3 separate regions of the Homo sapiens genome follow, and regions 1 and 3 are each linked to region 2. A link is a contact called in ENCODE Hi-C or POLR2A ChIA-PET data. All regions are on one chromosome and are shown on one strand. Each heading gives the region's core, a stretch centred on a gene start or an enhancer-like site at or near the end of the contact. The rest is flanking DNA. Distances are from core to core; before and after follow the strand shown. Region 1 overlaps LOC124900465 (a long non-coding RNA gene). Region 2 has its middle 76 kb from the start of BTG3. Region 3 overlaps LOC124900465 (a long non-coding RNA gene).

Region 1 (2,700 bases), core at 113-2,612, 86 kb before region 2:
AATAAATAATAATAATACATAATAATAAAATGCTATACAAAAACCACCAAGTGCCATGAGTTGTTCTAATACTTTACAATCATTAAATGAGTTCATCCTCTTAACAAACCTAAAAAGTGGGAACTATTACTTTACAGATGGGAAACGAAGGCACACATTTGCATTGACGAAATTATTCTATTATAAGGGGTGGAGCTGGGATTTGAGACAGCCCTTCTGGCTACCAGAGTCTTGCTCCAACTTTCAGTAAGTCTAGTATCTATTGACAAAATGTACTGTTCTTATCGCCTCTTATGACTTACCCCATTTGTTTGGGTTTTTAAGCATCAGCAAATTTGCCTTGCAAGCTGCTCTTGTGCTTAAGAGTTATCTATATGAAAGGAGAAATTATACATTCAAATAGTCATGTGATATTAATTAAATGAACCAGATCATAGATCGAATTTGCTGTTCATAGATGATCTTTTAGTTTAAAAAGTAGGAGACTATAAAAGTGCTGTTTCTTCAGCTATCATTCAAAGGCCTATTCATCAATCTATCCCTGGGTCATAAAAACTCCTATTTTATAACAGGCACATAAACAGATGCCTCCCATAATTCAATGATTCTGCACCCCATTCTATTCATTACCAACAAAGTGTAAAATGCTCCTCTTAAAAAACAGACAACAGGAGTGGCTGGCAAGATGGCCAAACAGGAACAGCTCTGGTCTGCAGCTCCCAGAGAGATCAGTGCAGAAGGCAGGTGATTTCTGCATTTCCAACTGAGGTACACGGCTCATCTCATTAAGACTAGTTAGACAGTGGGTGCAGCCCACGGAGGGCGAGCTGAAGCAGGGTGGGGCATCACCTCAGCTGGGAAGTGCAACGGGTCGGGGAACTCCCTCCCCTAGCCACAGGAAGTCATGAAGGACTGTACCATGAGTAACGGTGCACTCTGGCCCAGATGCTACGCTTTCCCCATGATCTTCGCAACCTGAAGACCAGGAGATTCCCTCTGGTACCTATACCACCAGGCCCCAGGGTTTCAAGCACAAAACTGGGCGGCCGTTTGGGCAGACACCAAGCTAGCTGCAGGAGTAGTTTTTCATACCCCAGTGGCATCTGGAATGCCAGCGAGGCAGAACCATTCGCTCCCCTGGAAAGGGGGCTGAAACCAGGAAGCCAAGTGGTCTAGGTTAGCAGATCCCACTCCCACAGAGCCCAGCAAGCTAAGATCCACTGGCTTGAAATTCTCGCTGCCAGCACAGCAGTCTGAAGTCGACCTGGGACACTAGAGCTTGGTGGAGGGAGGGGCGTCTGCCATTACTGAGGGTTCAGTAGGTGGTTTTCCCCTCATAGTGTAAACAAAGCCTCTCAGAAGTTCAAACTGGGCGGAGCCCACCACATCTCGGCAAAGCTGATACTGCCAGCCTGCCTCTCTAGATTCCTCCTCTCTGAGCAGGGCATCTCGAAAGAAAGGCAGCAGCCCCAGTCAGGAGCTTATAAATAAAACTCCCATCTCCCTGGGACAGAGCATCTGGGGGAAGGGGCGGCTGTGGGCACAGCTTCAGCAGACTTAAACGTTACTGCCTGCTGGCTCTCAAGAAAGCGGCGGACCTCCCAGCACAGTGCTCGAGCTCTGCTAAGGAACAGATGCCCTCCTCAAGTGGGTCCCTGACCCCTTTGCCTCCTGACTGGAAGACACCTCCCAGCAGGGGAAGACAGACACCTCATACAGGAGAGCTCCGGCTGGTATCTGGCGGGTGCCCCTCTGGGACAGTGCTTCCAGAGGAAGAAGCAGGCAGCAATCTTTGCTCTTCTGCAGCCTCTGCTGGTGATACCCAGGCAAACAGGGTCTGGAGTGGACCCCCAGCAAACTCCAGCAGACCTGCAGCAGAGGGGCTGACTGTTAAAAGGAAAACTAACAAACAGAAAGGAATAGCATCAACAAAAAGGACATCCACACGGAAACCCCATCTGAAGGTCACCAACATTAAAGACCAAAGGTAGATAAATCCATGAAGATGAGGAAAAACCAGTGCAAAAAGGCTGAAAATTCCAAAAACCAGAACGCCTCTTCTCCTCCAAAGGATCACAACTCCTCTCTAGCAAAGGAACAAAACTGGACAGAGAATGAGTTTGACGAATTGACAGAAGTAGGCTTCAGAAGGTGGGTAATAACAAACTCCTCCAAGCTAAAGGAGCATGTTCTAACCCAATGCAAGGAAGCTGAGAACCTTGAAAAAAGGTTAGAGGAATCGCTAACTAGAATAACCAGTTAAGAGAAGAACATAAATGACGTGATGGACCTGAAAAACACAGCACGAGAACTTTGTGAGCATACACAAGTATCAATAGCCAAATCCATCAAGCAGAAGAAAAGATATGAGACTGAAGATCAACTTAATGAAATAAAGTGTGAAGACAAGATTAGAGAAAAAGGAATGAAAAGGAACGAACAAAGACTCCAAGAAATATGGGACTATGTGAAAAGACCAAACCTACATTTGATTGGTGTACCTGAAAGTGACGGGGAAAATGGAACCAAGTTGGAAAACACTCTTCAGGATATTATCCAGGAGAACTTCCTCAACCTAGCAAGGCAGGCCAACATTCAAATTCAGGATATACAGAGAACACCACAAAGATACTCCTCGAGAAGAGCAACCCCAAGACACATAATTATCAGATTCACCAAGGTTGAGATGAAGGAAAAAAT
Region 2 (2,700 bases), core at 199-2,698:
ATGGCTACTCCATAGGCAGAGCACCCCCAAGGGCTTCCGGTTGCCTATTTTTATGTTTATTTCTTGATTATCTGCTAAAGAAGGGGTGGATTATTCATGAATTTCCCAGGAAAAGGGTGGGCAATTCCTGGAACTGAGGGTTCCCCCTTTTTTTAGATTGCCCTGACATTCCCATGGCATTTGTAAACTGTTGTTGTGCTGGTGGGTATGTCTTTTAGGATGTTAATACATTCTAATTAGTGTGTAATGACAATTAGCATATAATGAAAGTGATCAGAAGTCACTTTTGTCGCCATCTTGGCATTGGTGGGATTTGGCCAGCTTCTTTACCACATGCTATTTTATCAGCAAGGTCTTTGTTAACTGTATCTTGTGCTGACTTCCTATCTCATCCTGTGACTAAGAATGCCTTAACCTCCTGGGAATGCAGCCCAGCAGGTCTCAGCCTTATTTTACCTAGCCCCCATTCAAGATGGAGTCACTCTAGTTCAAATGCCCCTGACATGAGGACTTGACATCTCCCTGCTTGGTCTTCTCCCCACCTGGTGCTTAAGAGAAGAGATGGTAGGCATATTAACCCATCCATCACTCACACTATTCTGTACCTGCTCAAGTGACCTAAACCCAGAGCTCTGACTCTGCCTCCAGCTAAGAGGATCAGGCAAGACAGAGACCCAGGAGCTCAGTTCCAGAGCCTCAAATTCATCCTTATGTCTTTGTGATTATAACCCATGAATTGGGGATTTAAAATACGTTGGACCAGAATTTTAAAAAGTCAAATACATTGACTGCAAAAACAAACCAGCAACACCGAGAGGAACTACAGATCCTCTGAAGGAAGCAGACTGCTCCTGCAGGACCTGGGAGACACCCCAAATACTGTGAGTGTCCCAACCATAGAAGTGGGAAAGGAAGATCCACCTCTCCTGGACACACACACCCACTGGAGAAACCGAAGTTCTGTTTGAGGGAGAAGTTTTCGACTTTACCTGGTGCCGAGTCCAGTTAGAGAGCCGAGTGAAATATGGGGTAGAGGAAGCAGCAGAAAGGCCCTGGGAGCTCGCTGGGTCCCTAAGCAGCCAGTTCCTGCCTGGGACCACACATCAGGAGGGTGGCCAGAGGAGCAGGGGGTGAAACTACAGGGAGAAGGAATTCTCTAGCTGAACTTTGTAACAATTTGAACAGGGCAAGAAGCCTCTGGGCAAGAACTCGGGAGGGCACGAATCAGGCATGCAGACTTCACAGGCAGGAGAAGAACTAAAGCGTTATTCTCTCCCAGCTGGGAGGTGGATAGCCTCAGGCAAATTTTCAAGCCCATCTCACCCTCCTCCTGGAAACAGATTCTGGGCTGTTGGCCAGGGCATGGTGGGAGTGAGACCAGCCCTTCAGTTTGCATGGGAGCTGGGTGAGGTCTGTGACTGCCGGCTTTCCCCCACTTCCCTGACAACCTGCATGACTCAGCAGAGGCAGCCATAATCCTGCTAGGTACACAAGTCCAGTGACCTGGGAACCTCAACCCTATCCCCCACAGCAGCAGCAGCAAGACCCGCCCATGGAGAGTCTGAGCTCAGACACACCCAGCCCTGCCCCCACCTGGTGGTCCTAGCCTATCCACCCCGGTAGTGCAAGACAAAGGGCATATAATCTTGGGAGTTCTAGGGCCACACCCACTGCCAGTCCCTCTCCACACTACTGCAGCTGATGCTTTCTGGAAAGCGCCACCTCCTGGCAGGAGGCCAAACAGCACAAAAATAGAGCATTAAACCACCAAAGCTAAGGAACCTCACAGAGCCCATTGCACCTTCTGCCAGTTCCACCCGAAAAGGTGCTGGTAACCACAGCTGAGAGACCCATAGATGGTTCACATCACAGGACTCTGTGCAGACAAACCCCAGTACCAGCCCAGAGCTGGGAAACTCGCTGGGTGGCTAGACCCAGAAGAGAGACAACAATCACTGCAGTTCAGCTCACAGGAAGCCACATCTATAGGAAAAGGGAGACAGTACTACATCAAGAGAACACCCCATGGGACAAAAGAACCTGAACAACAGCCTTCAGCCCTAGACCTTCCCTCTGACAGAGCCTACCCAAATGAGAAAGAACCAGAAAACCAATCCTGGTAATATGACAAAACCAGGCTCTTCAATACCCCCAAAAAATCACACTTGTTCACCAGCAATGGATCCAAACCAAGAAGAAATCCCTGATTTACCTGAAAAAAGAATTCAGGAGGTTAGTTAATAAGCTAATCAGGGAGGGACCAGAGAAAGGTGAAGCCCAATGCAAAGAAATCCAAAAAACTGATACAAGAAGTGAAGGGAGAAATATTCATGGATATAGATCACTTAAAGAAAAAACAATAAAAATTCAGGAAACTTTGGACACACTTTTAGAAATCTGAAATGCTCTGGAAAGTCACAGCAATAGAATTGAACAAGTAGAAGGAAGAAATTCAGAGCTCAAAGACAAGGTCTTTGAATTAACCCAATCTGACAAAGAGAAAAGAATAAGAAAATATAAACAAAGCCTCCAAGAAGTCTGGGATTATGTTAAACAACCAAACCTAAGAAAAATTGGTGTACCTGAGGAAGAAGAGAATTCTAAAAGCCTGGAAAACATGTTTGAGGGAATAATTAAGGAAAAATTCCCTGGCCTTGTGAGAGATCTAGAGAGCCAAGTACAAGAAGCACAAAGGACACC
Region 3 (2,700 bases), core at 90-2,589, 69 kb before region 2:
AATTGTGGTGACCATCTGCGTAAGTTAACTGACTTTATACAAAGGAAAAATAAACTTCTCATATTGTTTGGACAGGAGGTAGTTTTACAACTTGGAGTCAGGCTAAAATTACTCCCCTACTCTCCTACTGAAACTAGGAGATAGGAAGCTATCTTCCTTGAATGTTTACATTCAAAGAAGATGGTTCCTTCCTGAGTTCTTGAGAAAGGCATTCTAGGGTCAAGTTGACAAAGGGCCTATCTACTTTTCAAAACAATTTACATACATTTCTAAGAGAGCAGAAAGTACTTGCAGTTATAAATTTCCAAAATAAACACTCTAAGGAAAAGGAGGAGAGTGATGTTATCTTCCCTTACTTTTAAGAGGGAGAAGCTAAGACTCTTTAGTCTGTATTTGTCTAAGATGAGTCAATTCCCTTTAAGGAACATTTTTAGAAACCTCACATAAAAATTTCCCTTTGGCCAGGCACGGCGGCTCACATCTGTAATCCCAGCCCTTTGGGATTATATATTTCAAGACATCATGTCATACATGATAAATATATACAATTTTGTTTGCGAATTTTAAAAAATAAATTTTTTAATGTGATGGAGAGAATGTTTTCCTAGAAATGAACTTGTTTTAATCTACTGTGTGGGATTAGCTGACCCAGTAAGAGGCCATTCTTACTGCTGTGCTACATAGGAGTCACTTCTATTGACATTAGTAACCAGTGATCGTCCCATTTACAATAGTGTAGGGTCAGAAAGATGTGATACATTTTCTCACCCATCATAAGGGTCACAGCTGACACTCCTCTAACAAAAGGCAGGTTAACAAGAGAAAAGCATAACAAATGTATTTAACCGAAGTTTTAGGTAACACAGGAAACTTCAGAATTGAAGACCCAAAGACCCAGGGCTTAGGTCCAATGAAGATTGGACAGCTGTGGAGAAATGTGATTAGACAATGGACACGATCCAATGGTAATAGAATGAGAGGGTGCCTTAATTCATTTGTGTTGCAATAAAGAAATACCTGAGGCTGGGTAATTTATAAAGAAAATGTGGCTCACAGTTCTGCTGGCCATGCCAGAAGCATAGCACTAGCATCTGCTCTGGCAAGAGCGTCAGGCTGCTTCTACTCACGGCAGAAGGCAAAGGGAACCCGAAGTGTACAGAGGTCACACACCAGGACAGGAAGCAAGAGGGAGACAGGAGGCGGTATCAGGCTCTTTTCAACAAACAGTTGTTTTGGGAGCTAAGAGTGAGAACTCACTCCTGTGAGAATGGAACCAAGTCACTCATGAGGGATCCACCCTCATGGCCCAAACATCTCTTACCACACCCCACTTGCAACATTGGAATCAAATTTCAACATAAGACTCAGTGGGGCCAAACAAACCATATCCAAACCACAGCAGGGGGGACACCAGCAGGCCTCTCTGTTCAGATACTTCTTGATTTCTCTGTGAAGGATGCCTTTTTCCCAGATATAGGGGAGGACCTGCATCTAATAAGGGTCTTAAGGGAGAAGGGAGAGTGTGACATTTATAGGTTTTATGATTTGATTTGGGGTAGAGGGGTTCAAGTTTTTATGACCTACCTTGGGGAAGAGGAATTCTGGTTTTTAAGACTCACTTAGATTTAGGGGAGACAGAGGAACAGGAGGATGGGAGAAGGTCAGAAAGAGCTTGCTTCTGAGGCCTTTCCAATTTCCTTCAGTCCAAAGTATTCAGCCTGCCAAGGTGCCATACTATGGGGTATTGCATTCCAAGCCCCAGCAATAGCAACAAAAATTATAGAATACTTAGAAATTATCTTAATAAGAAATGAACAAGAGCTAAAGGTAGACAATTTTAAAACCCTCTCAAGGACACAAAAAAAGAATCGATCAAAACCAGTTATGGTGGTGCATACCTGTAATCCCAGCTACTCAGGAGGCTGAGGCAGGAGAATCACTTGTACCTGGGAGGCAGAGGCTGTGAGAGGTGACAGCGTGCTGGCAGCCCTCACAGCCCTCACTCGCTCTCGGTGCCTCCTCGGCCTTGGCGCCCACTCTGCCTGTGCTTGAGGAGCCCTTCAGCCCGCCGCTGCACTGTGGGGGCCCCTTTCTGGGCTGGCCAAGGCCGGAGCCGACTCCCTCAGCTTGCGGGGAGGTGTGGAGGGAGGGGCGCAGGAGGGAACCAGGGCTGCATGCCATGCTTGCGGGCCAGTGCGAGTTCTGGGTGGGCGTGGGCTCCGTGGGCCCTGCACTTGGAGCAGCGGGCTGGCAGGCCAGCCCGGGCAATGAGGGGCTTAGCACCTGGGCCAGGAGGCTGCGGAGGGTGGGCTGGGTCCCCCAGCAGTGCTGGCCCACCGGCGCTGCACTGGATTTCTCGCCGGGTCTTAGCTGCCACCCTGCCGGGCAGGGCTCGGGACCTGCAGCACGCCATGCCTGAGCCTCCCCCTCTCTCAGTGGGCTCCTGTGGGGCCCGAGCCTCCCCTAGGAGCACCACCCCCTGCTCCACAGTGCCCAGTCCCATCGACCACCCAAGAGCTGAGGAGTGCAGGCACACGGCACGGGACTGGCAGGCAGCTCCACCTGCGACCCCAGTGCCAGATCCACTGGGTGAAGCCAGCTGGGCTCCTGAGTCTGATGGGGACTTGGAGAACCTTTATGTCTAGCTAAGGGATTGTAAATACACCAATCAGCACTCCGTATCTAGCTCAAGGTTTGCAA

Evidence for each region. A loop is a pair of places that touch in the nucleus more often than their neighbours do. ChIA-PET counts read pairs that join two places held with the same protein, here RNA polymerase II (POLR2A). Pooled maps may share reads with other maps.
Region 1: a loop to region 2 is called in a map of Jurkat, with 2.2 times the contacts of the local background. The contact joins two enhancer-like sites. A Hi-C loop is called at or near these places in 6 of 168 maps with a recorded cell type or tissue (CD4-positive, alpha-beta memory T cell, GM12878, Jurkat and 2 more), 30 of 37 single-sample maps with no recorded cell type and 16 of 50 pooled maps. POLR2A ChIA-PET finds 5 or more read pairs at or near these places in 6 of 52 experiments (MCF 10A, activated B cell, activated CD4-positive, alpha-beta T cell and 3 more).
Region 3: a loop to region 2 is called in a map of OCI-LY7, with 4 times the contacts of the local background. The contact joins two enhancer-like sites. A Hi-C loop is called at or near these places in 4 of 168 maps with a recorded cell type or tissue (CD4-positive, alpha-beta T cell, Calu3, OCI-LY7 and 1 more), 1 of 37 single-sample maps with no recorded cell type and 3 of 50 pooled maps. POLR2A ChIA-PET finds 5 or more read pairs at or near these places in 2 of 52 experiments (MCF 10A and Panc1).

Annotation. Positions count from the first base shown.
Region 1 is chr21:17,774,178-17,776,877 of GRCh38, reverse strand. The region is part of intron 2 of LOC124900465 (a long non-coding RNA gene); the gene reads right to left. Among named protein-coding and RNA genes, the nearest start is that of C21orf91-OT1, 17 kb to the left of the region's middle. RefSeq lists an enhancer at 1,147-1,196. Within about 2 kb of position 1,362, at least 4 of the 41 ENCODE cell types and tissues checked have a DNase peak (open chromatin) inside an H3K27ac peak, as active enhancers do.
Region 2 is chr21:17,688,044-17,690,743 of GRCh38, reverse strand. No RefSeq gene overlaps it. Among named protein-coding and RNA genes, the nearest start is that of BTG3, 76 kb to the right of the region's middle. RefSeq lists an enhancer at 1,460-2,362. Within about 2 kb of position 1,448, at least 9 of the 41 ENCODE cell types and tissues checked have a DNase peak (open chromatin) inside an H3K27ac peak, as active enhancers do.
Region 3 is chr21:17,757,415-17,760,114 of GRCh38, reverse strand. The region is part of intron 2 of LOC124900465 (a long non-coding RNA gene); the gene reads right to left. Among named protein-coding and RNA genes, the nearest start is that of C21orf91-OT1, 34 kb to the left of the region's middle. Within about 2 kb of position 1,339, at least 2 of the 41 ENCODE cell types and tissues checked have a DNase peak (open chromatin) inside an H3K27ac peak, as active enhancers do.